2 separate regions of the Homo sapiens genome follow, and region 1 is linked to region 2. A link is a contact called in ENCODE Hi-C or POLR2A ChIA-PET data. All regions are on one chromosome and are shown on one strand. The core of a region is the stretch at or near the end of the contact, and the rest is flanking DNA. Distances in the headings are between cores, read along the strand shown.

Evidence for each region. Hi-C counts contacts between places; a loop is a spot of excess contacts on that map. ChIA-PET counts read pairs that join two places held with the same protein, here RNA polymerase II (POLR2A). Pooled maps may share reads with other maps.
Region 1: POLR2A ChIA-PET joins it to region 2 with 11 read pairs in activated B cell. The contact joins two enhancer-like sites. A Hi-C loop is called at or near these places in 1 of 37 single-sample maps with no recorded cell type and 7 of 50 pooled maps. POLR2A ChIA-PET finds 5 or more read pairs at or near these places in 5 of 52 experiments (CD4-positive, alpha-beta T cell, GM12878, OCI-LY7 and 2 more).

Annotation. Positions count from the first base shown.
Region 1 is chr15:79,977,666-79,981,570 of GRCh38, forward strand. No RefSeq gene overlaps it. Among named protein-coding and RNA genes, the nearest start is that of BCL2A1, 8.4 kb to the left of the region's middle. RefSeq lists enhancers at 876-945, 1,326-1,405. Within about 2 kb of position 1,251, at least 9 of the 41 ENCODE cell types and tissues checked have a DNase peak (open chromatin) inside an H3K27ac peak, as active enhancers do.
Region 2 is chr15:80,077,310-80,083,163 of GRCh38, forward strand. The region is part of intron 1 of ZFAND6 (zinc finger AN1-type containing 6); the gene reads left to right. Among named protein-coding and RNA genes, the nearest start is that of ZFAND6, 21 kb to the left of the region's middle. Within about 2 kb of position 4,227, at least 2 of the 41 ENCODE cell types and tissues checked have a DNase peak (open chromatin) inside an H3K27ac peak, as active enhancers do.

The DNA of each region.
Region 1 (3,905 bases), core at 1-2,500, 100 kb before region 2:
GGCTACTTCCCTATTCCAAAGCCCCGACCAGAGCAAATTATCTGTAGGGGAGAACGATCTTCAATAGTGACACGAGAGTAACACAAAGGGGAGCAGGAAAATATGCACGAGAAGCCACCTGCATGCCCTCCGGTCGTCCCCCTTGGTCCCATGGGGCCAAGCCTTGGTGGTCAGAACACACAACGAAGGAAAGTCGCCCAGACCATCAAGAAAAGCCAGAGGCCCAGGGTGACAAGGCTTCATTCAGTGGGAGCTTGGTTTCTATCTGGGGAGATGAATTTCCAGGAAATCCTACAAGCATAGGATCCATGTCAGCAGGATTTCCCCCCAATTTTCCTGCTATCTGTGGGAACAAGGCTTAAGAGGGTACTGGAAAGAGTGACTAGTTGTGAACCAAGGGAGCTGAGAGGCAGGGAGGGAAGGAAAGAAGTTTCACGAAGCCTGCCTAGTGGGGCAGAATGTTTTGACTGAGGTTGTGGAGAGCTCAAAGGAGACGGAGGAGGAAAGAGTGCGGGAAAGGAAGCAAGAGGGGAATTAGAGTTACGGATGGTCCATATAAGATGGAGTGCCTGAGTGCAACTGTCATCACGTCACTAATTTGTCCTTCCTCATCCCCTCCGGCACACCTGTGCATGCCGGTGTGTGATCAGCGCAGCCTTGCCTTACCCTCTGGGAATCTGACTTTACTATCCACTGGCCCTTCCAGTAATCAGCTCAGGATCCTCCAAAGGATTCCCGCTGCCCATGAAGGGGAGCTCAGATTCCTAAAAGGCTCTCCATGCTCTGACTCAGCCTCCCCCATCAACCCAATCTCACCCCACTCCAGTCCCCTGCCAGTGCCTGCCCTGACACTGACAGGCATTTCCTTCCCTGGCACCAGCTATGTGTTCTCACTGTTGTCTCTAACTGAAATGGCTCTTCTCTTCCATTCCCGTGTCTTTAAATCTTCTCCATCTCCGAGGTCCAGTCAAATAAAGCCTTCTCTGTTTACCCTGGCCAAGAAAAACCTCTTAGTCTGTGCCCCCAAGGAATTTGTGCCTGTGTAATAGCAGGTCTCATGGTGTATCTTATACTGCAGCCATTGTGCTGTTTTATACCCTTTGCTGGACTCCAGACTGGCAGCTCTCCTAGGAAGAGGGCTGTCTTACTTCTCTTTGATTCCCTCAGAAGGCATAGTGACTGGACTGCCATATGCTAAGCACATGATAAACGCTGACTGGATTCTATTATTATCATTGCTGGTAATGTTGAGTATTCTACAAATGGCCTGTTTCGTAATCAGGGTGATACTGTAGCTGAAGCTAAATTAGTGTTTCAGTTCATTTTTACTCCACAAAGCAAAAGCAAAATTTACTTTTCTTTCCCTAAATGACATCTGGGGGGAAGTACAAGAGAAAAACCTATTTGAATAGGACTTTTAAGTGATTCGGGCAGAAGGCCTTGGACTTTCCACTGCTCTGAATGGAACAGCAAAATATTCAACATGAACCAAAGAAGCAGAAGTACTCAGTAACAGCAAGCACAGCTGGGCCCCTGGAGGGCAATTCTCTGGGAGAGTCAAGGCCTCAGAATGCACCAAAGAGCAAAGTACAGAGAATCCACAGCCACTCACTCAGCCCATTGCTCAGCCAACTTCACTGAGCACCAACTGCATGCAAGACCCTGCACTGGGCTCCAGGAATACATACACGGGGAAGTTGTTTTGTTCACAGGGCAATAGGGGTGCCACACGTACTGCCAGAAAATTCACCTGCAGAAGGTTAAGTGCCACAATACAAAATGACATGAAGTTCATCCTAGAGGAGTAAGAGAGGCCTTGCAAAGTAGGCTGACATACAAGCTGGCTCTTATGGGACCAATAGAATGCCACTGTGCAGACAGCACAGAATTGGTAAATGTGCAGGTGTGAATCATGAATTATGCTTCTAATGAAGCTGAAATGTAGAATCTGGGGCTGTGGATAAGTTGTAAAAGGAGAGCAGAAATCCAGTTGTAGCGGCCTTGTGTACTGGGTCAGAAGTTCAGAATTGACTTTGAAAAGTAACAGGGGCTGGGCACGGTGACTCAACACCTGTAATCCCAGCACTTTGGGAGGCCAAGGCGGGTGGATCATGAGGTCAGGAGATCGAGGCCATCCTGGCTAACACAGTGAAACCCCGTCTCTACTAAAAATACAAAAAAATTAGTAGGGCGTGGTGGTGGGCGCTTATAATACCAGCTGCTTGGGAGGCTGAGGCAGGAGAATGGCATGAACCCAAGAGGTGAAGGTTGCAGTGAGCCAAGATCCCACTATTGCATTCCAGCCTGGGTAACGAGCAAAACTCCGTCTCAAAAAAAAAAGAAAGAAAAGAAAAGAAAAAAGAAAAATAAAAGGAACAGGAACTTTTGAAAGGTTTTAAGCAAGAGAGTACCATGGTTAGATCTGCATTTTAGGAAGGTTATTTGGACAATCGTATTTCTTTCTTTCTTTTTTTTTTTTTTTTTTTGAGACGGAGTCTCACTCTGTCGCCCAGGCTGGAGTGCAATGGCACGATCTCAGCTCACTGCAACCTCCTCTGCCTCCTGGGTTCAAGCAATTCCCGTGCCTCAGCCTCCTGAGTAGCTGGGACTACAGGCACACACCACCAAGCCCCGATAATTTTTGTATTTTTAGTAGAGACAAGATTTCGCCATGTTGTCCAGGCTGGTCTTGAACCCCTGACCTCAAGTGATCTGCCCTCCTCTGCCTCCCAAAGTGCTAGGATTACAGGCGGGAGACAGCACGCCCAGCCTAGACAGTCCTATTTCTAATGGACTTGTTTCTGGGGAAATTGGAATCAGGAATAGCAGAGATTATTTTGTAAAATCAACTTTATCGAGGTGTAATTTCCAAAAATAAAATCCACTCTCTTTAAATGTACACTCTGATGAGTTTGGGGGAAGGCAGTATTTGGGTTTTTGTTTTGTTTTGTAGAGGCAGGGCTTTGCCATGTTGCCCAGGCTGGTATCGAACTCCTGAACTGAAGGGATCCGCCCACCTCGGCCTCCCAAAGTACTGGGATTACAGGTGTGAGCCACTGCATCTGACCAGTGACTTTGATAAGTTTTGACGATTGTAAATACAAATGTAAACATCCCTACCACAATATAACACAATATAAAACATTCCTACCGCCCCAAAATGTGCCCTTATGCCCTTATGCTCCTTTGTAGTCAATTTTTTTTTTTTTTTTTTTTTTGAGACAGAGTCTTGCTCTGTCTCCTAGGCTGGAGTACAGTGGTGAAATCTCAGCTCACTGCAACCTCCACCTCCCGGGTTCAATCCTGCCTCAGCCCCCCTGCCAAGTAGAGTAATGGGGATTACAAATGTATGCCCCCATACCCGGCTAATTTTTGTATTTTTAGTACAGACAGGGTTTCACCATGTTGGCTAGGCTGGTCTTGAACTCTGGACCTCAGATGATCCACCCACCTCGGCCTCCCAAAGTGCTGGGATTACAGGCGTGGGCCACCACGCCCAGCCTTGTAGTCAATTTCTTACCACCCTTGGCCAGAAGCAACCATTGATCTGCTTGCCATCACAATAGATTCATTTTTCCTATCCTAGAATTTCATATAAATTGGCCAGGCATGGTGGCTCATTCCTGTAATCCCAGCACTTTGGGAGGCTGAGGCGGGTGGATTTCTTGGGGTCAGGAGTTCAAGACCAGCCTGTCCAACACGGTGAAACCCGTCTCTACTAAAACTACAAAAATTAGCTGTGCACAGTGGCGCACGTCTGTAATCCCAGCTACTTGGGAGGCTGAGGCAGGAGAATCCCTGGAACCAGGAGGCAGAGGTTGCAGTAAGCTGAGACTGTGCCCACTGCACTCCAGTCTGGGTGACAGAGCGAGAGTCTGTCTCAAAAAAAAAAAAAAAATTTTCAT
Region 2 (5,854 bases), core at 2,977-5,476:
TCATCAAAAAAGTTAAATAATGCAGACAACATTACTTACAAATAAAATTGACGTGAACAGAAAAATAGTTGATTTGGAATCATTTTCATTTAAAATATTTTCTCTTTGTCCTCTGTGCCATTCCCCCTCTAACATATTTTAAAGCAAAAGGACCTCTATTGGACCAAAAAAAGAAAAAGTAGCCTTTTTATTCATAGCTTTGAAAGCAACTTGGTGGTAAAGGAAAAAGGTCAAATTGATGAAACTTTTGAAATACAGGTAAATATTACCAATGTTTGTTTCTTTGAAGGGATCAAATTATTAACTATAGTTGGGAATTAAAGGTAATTATAAGCATAGTAAAAATCCATGAATTACCCATTGTAAGAATAGGAGTGAGTTTTCTTTCTTTTTTTTTTTTTTTTTTTGGAGACAGAGTCTCGCTCTGTCACCCAGGCTGGAGCACAGTGGCGTGATCTCAGTTCACTGCAACCTCCACCTCCCTGGTTCAAGCGATTCTCCTGTCTCAGCCTCCCAAGGAGCTGGGACTACAGGTGTCTGCCACCACGCCCGGCTAATTTTTGTATTTTTAGTAGAGATGGGGTTTCACCATATTGGCCAGGCTGGTCTCGAACTCCTGACCCTTGTGATCCACCCGCCTCGGCCTCCCAAAGTGCTGGGATTACAGGTGTGAGCCACCGCGCCCGGCTTTCAAAACTTTTAATGTGGCATTATTTACTATCCATAATAGTCTTTTGCTATATTTTATTTTTTCAACTTTTATTTTAGGTTCAGGGGTACATGTGTAGGTTTGTTACATGGGTAAATTGCATGTCACTGTGGTTTGATGTACAAACAATCCCGTCACTCAGTGACCATAGTACCTGATAGGTGTTAATAGTTTTTCAACACTCGCCTCTCCCCAGCCCTTTCCTCTAATTGTCTCCAGTGTTTATTGTTCTCATCTTTATGTCCTTGTGTACTCAGTGCTTAGTTCCCATTTATAAGTGACAACGTGGTATTTGGTTTTCTGTCCTGCATTAATTCACTTAGGATAATGGCCTCCAGCCCCATCCATGTTGCTACAAAGAACATGATTTTGTTCTTTTTTATGGCTGCACAGTATCCCATAATGTATATGTACCACATTTTCTTTATGTAGTCCACTGTTGATGGGCACCTAGGTTAATTCTATGTCTTTGCTCTTGTGAATAGTGCTGTGATGAACATAAACGAGTGCATGTGTCTTTTTGGTAAAATGATTTATTTTCTTTTGAGTATATACCCAGTAATGGGATTGCTGGGTCTAATGGTAGTTGTGTTTTAAGTTCTTTGGGAAATCTCCAAATTGTTTTCCACAGTGGCTGGACTAATTGACATTAACACCAACAGTGTATAAGCATTCCATTTTCTGGGAAACTTCACCAACATCTGTCATTTTTTTGACTTTTTAATAATAGCCATTCTGACTGGCTTGAGATGATATTTTGATTTTGATTTGCATTTCTCTAATGATTAGTGATGGTAATGTTGAGCATTTTTTCATGTATTTGTTGGCTGTATTTATGTCTTCTTTTTTTTTTCATTTGCTCAATTATTTTATTTTATTATTATTATACTTTAAGTTTTAGGGTACATGTGCACAGTGTGCGGGTTAGTTACATATGTATACATGTGCCATGCTGGTGTGCTGCACCCATTAATTTGTCATTTAGCATTAGGTATATCTCCTAATGCTATCCCTCCCCCCTCCCGCCACCCCACAACAGTCCCCAGAGTGTGTCTTCTTTTGAGAAGTATGTGTTCTTTTGCTCGTTTTTTAATGGGATTATTTGTTTCTTGCTTGTTGAATTCTGGATATTAGACCTTTGTCAGAGGTGCAGTTTGTGAGTATTTTCTCCTATTCTGTAGATTATCTGTTTACTCTGTTCTTTCTTTCCTTTTTTTTTGGAGACGGAGTCTCGCTCTGTCGCCCAGGCTGGAGTGCAGTGGCGCGATCTCGGCTCACTGCAAGCTCCGCCTCCTGGGTTCACGCCATTCTCCTGCCTCAGCCTCCCAAGTAGCTGGGACCACAGGCACCCGCCACCACGCTTGGCTAATTTTTTGGATTTTTAGTAGAGACGGGGTTTCACCGTGTTAGCCAGGATGGTCTCGATCTCCTGACCTCATGATCCGCCCACCTCGGCCTCCCAAAGTGCTGGGATTACAGGCGTGAGCCACCGCACCCGGCCTACTCTGTTCTTTCTTTTGCTGTTCTTTTGGTATACATTAAATAATAAAAATGTAAAATAATGACAATAGATTTTGAATGTTATAATAGATTTATGTGATATATAATTTGAAAAGAATGTTTTCCTTAGCTTTTTTTTTTTTTTTTTTGAAATGGAGTCTCGCTGTGTCGCCCAGGCTGGAGTGCAGTGGCGCAAACTTGGCTCACTGCAAGCTCTGCCTCCCAGGTTCATGCCATCCTCCTGCCTTAGCCTCCCCGAGTAGCTGGGACTACAGGCGCCCGCCACCACGCCCAGCTAGCTAATTTTTTGTATTTTTAGTAGAGTCGGGGTTTCACCGTAGCCAGGATGGTCTCGATCTCCTGACCTTGTGATCCACCTGCCTCGGCCTCCCAAAATGCTGGATTACAGGCATGAGCCACCACGCCTGGCCCTTAGCTTTGAGAAACAGAATACACAACCGTTTTTCTGTTTTTTTTCCCTTTCTTTTTTTTTTCTTTGAGATAGAGTCTTGCTCACCCACCCAGGCTGGAGTGCAGTGGTGCAATCTCCAGTCACTGCAACCACCATCTCCAGGGTTCAAGCAGTTCTCCCGTCTCAGCCTCCGAGTAGCTGGGATTACAGGCACCCACCATCATGACCAGCTAATTTTTGTATTTTAGTAGCTACGGGGTTTCACCATGTTGGCCAGGCTGGTCTTGAATTCCTGACCTCGGGTGATCCACCCACTTCGGCCTCCCAAAGGGCTAGGGTTACAGGCATGAGCCACTGCACCCGGCCTACACAACCAGTTTTCTTAAATTTTGTAGATAATTGTTTAAAATTATATATACAGTAGTTGCCCCTTATTCATGGGAGATATGTTTGAAGACCCACTGTGGATAGTACCAAACCTATATTTGCTGTGTTTTGTCCTATACATAAATACCTATGACATAGTTTTATAAATTAGACATAGTAAGACATTAACAATAATAGAATAATTATACTGTAATAAAAGTTATGTGATATCATCTCCCTCCCTCTTTCTCTCAAAATATCTTAGTATCTTCAGGCTGTGGTTGATCTCAGGTAACTGAAACAGCCGACAATGAAATCTTGGATGTGTTAGGTCATTCTTGCATTACTATACAGAAATACGTGAGACTGAGTATAAAAAGAGGTTTAATTGGCTCATGGTTCTTCAGGCTGTGCAGGAGACATGGCACCAGAGATCTGCTCAGCTTGTGATCATGCCTCAGGAAGCTTACAATCACTGCGGAAGCAAAGAGGGAGCTGGTGCATCACATGACAAAAGCCAGGAGCTAAAGAGAGTGGGGTGCGGAGAGGTACCACACACTTTTAAGCAGCCAGATCTTGTGAAAACTATCTCAAGGACAGCACCAAGGGGATGGTGTTAAGCTATTCATGAGAACTCCTCCATCCCCATCATCCAGTCACCTCCCATCAGGCCCCACCTCCGATACTGGGGATTACAGTTCACCATGAGATTTGAGTGGGGACAAATACACAAACTTTATCAGTTGATAAGGGTGGACTACTGTAAGGTTATCTTTTCTCTGAATGAATACTAAGTCTCAGTAGCTGTAGGAATTTAAAAAATACATTTACTTTTTGTAGAAAAAATTTATTCTTTGCAGACTTTCAAATGAAAACCTACACTGAAAAGGTGACATTGATTGCCTAAAATAATTGTTTCAGTAACAAATTTTTATTGAGTTGTGTGCATACAGCCTAGTCAGATAGTCAGACTAGTTACACAGTCAGATGAGCTTGTAAAGTACTGTAAAATGGTCCTTTTCTGGAGGAAACTCACATACTGTTTGATAAAAGTAGGGGATATGAGTATTTCCTATCTGATAAGTCAGTGTTAAAGACTTTAGACAAATTTAATGGAATTTAATTGAGCAAAAAGCGATTCAAGAACCAAGCAGCTCCCAGAACCAGAACAGTTCAGGAGGACTGCAGAGTACCGTATTGTCAAATAACATATTGTCAGATAACATTTATGGTCAAGAAAAGGGAAGTGACATGCATACAGCAAAGGGAAGTGAGGTACAGTAACAGCTAGATTAGTTACAGCTCAGCCTTTGCCTCATCTGAACACAATTTGAACAGTTGGCCACCTATGATTGGCTGAAACTCAGCTACTGTGATTGGCTGAGACTTGGCTACTTATTACAAGAGTAGGTTACAGTCTGCTTACATATCAAGTTAACTTTATAGTGCACTATGTAGAGAGAAACTTTGGGCCAAACCTAAAATATGGATGGAGGCAGCCTCGGGCCAGACTTAATTTAGTTTAATGTCAGGATCATATATTACTGAGTGCAAACTTGTGTTTGTTATAGATGATTGCTGTAGAAGTTCAAGTGGGAAGAAAGATAAGCCAAGATAATAAGAAAATTAGAAAAAGTAAAATCTGAGACATTCCTTGAAGATTTGTTAGATAGGTTTGAGACTGGATGTACACTAAAAGCTTTATTTACCCGGAAAGAGGCAATCCTGGAATGGCAAAATGGAGGGAGTAATAGATTCTGGATATGCCAACCAAAATTTTGCTGGTTTAGCAGGTGCCATTTAATTTCTCATTTTTCCAGTAAGCCCAGGTGGGGAAGAGGTATGGAGTATACATAGGATATGGGAATGGTGTGACTGTGAGCAGTGGTGAATTATGAAGGCTTCTATGCAAATAAGTGGTAAAAACAGGGTTTGGAATATTAATTTAATTGCAACTCATATTGGACACTATCAGACACATTAACTTTAAGTTCTCACAATATCATGAGATGGGTATTATTGTTGTGCCTATTTCGCAGATGATAATGCTAAGTTTATAGAGAGATAGGAAAAATTGACAAAGGTTAAACAGGTTTATAGACAGATAGGACAAATTGACAAAGGTTATGTGGCAGAGCCTAGATTGAAATTGGGAAGGCTGATACCAGAGCATGATCTTGCTATTCAGGTTTACTTAGAGAGGGAAGGTTTACTTAGGGAGAGGAATTCAAGGCAGGGAGACTACCAGTTGTTGTTTTTGAAGTTCTGTGGTAATGTGAGTAATTTTACTAATGTTCCTAAACCTTTGGGTTTGGTATCTCAATATCACTGTCAAGTGACTTTCTGGGAAAGGTAGGAAAGATTGACAGATGGATATAGCAGGGATTATTCATTCTTATTTTAGTGAGTGTCAAAGGATGGAAACTGGTAAGAGTTCCAGATATTTAAGGAGTTTATTATGAGGATTGGACCATGCTTCCCTCCTTGTTTTGCTGAGTTTATATCTTCTGGTTCTTTGATTTCCTATGAACTAAAAATCAGAATTCCATCTTAGAAATTTATTATTCAATTGAACTGCCCTCACCTCCCTTAATTTTCTTTTATAAAGTTTTCTCTGAGGTGGATATGGGATAGAAAAAATGATGGTGGACTGAGCACCTACTATGTATCCTATACATATATACATATGTTATTTTATTTATTTATTTATTTTGAAATGGAGTCTCACTCTGTCGCCCAGGCTGGAGTGCAGTGGCGCGATCTTGGCTCACTGCAAGCTCCGCCTCCTGGGTTCACGCCATTCTCCTGCCTCAGCCTCCCGAGTAGCTGGGACTACAGGCACCTGCCACCACGCCTGGCTAATTTTT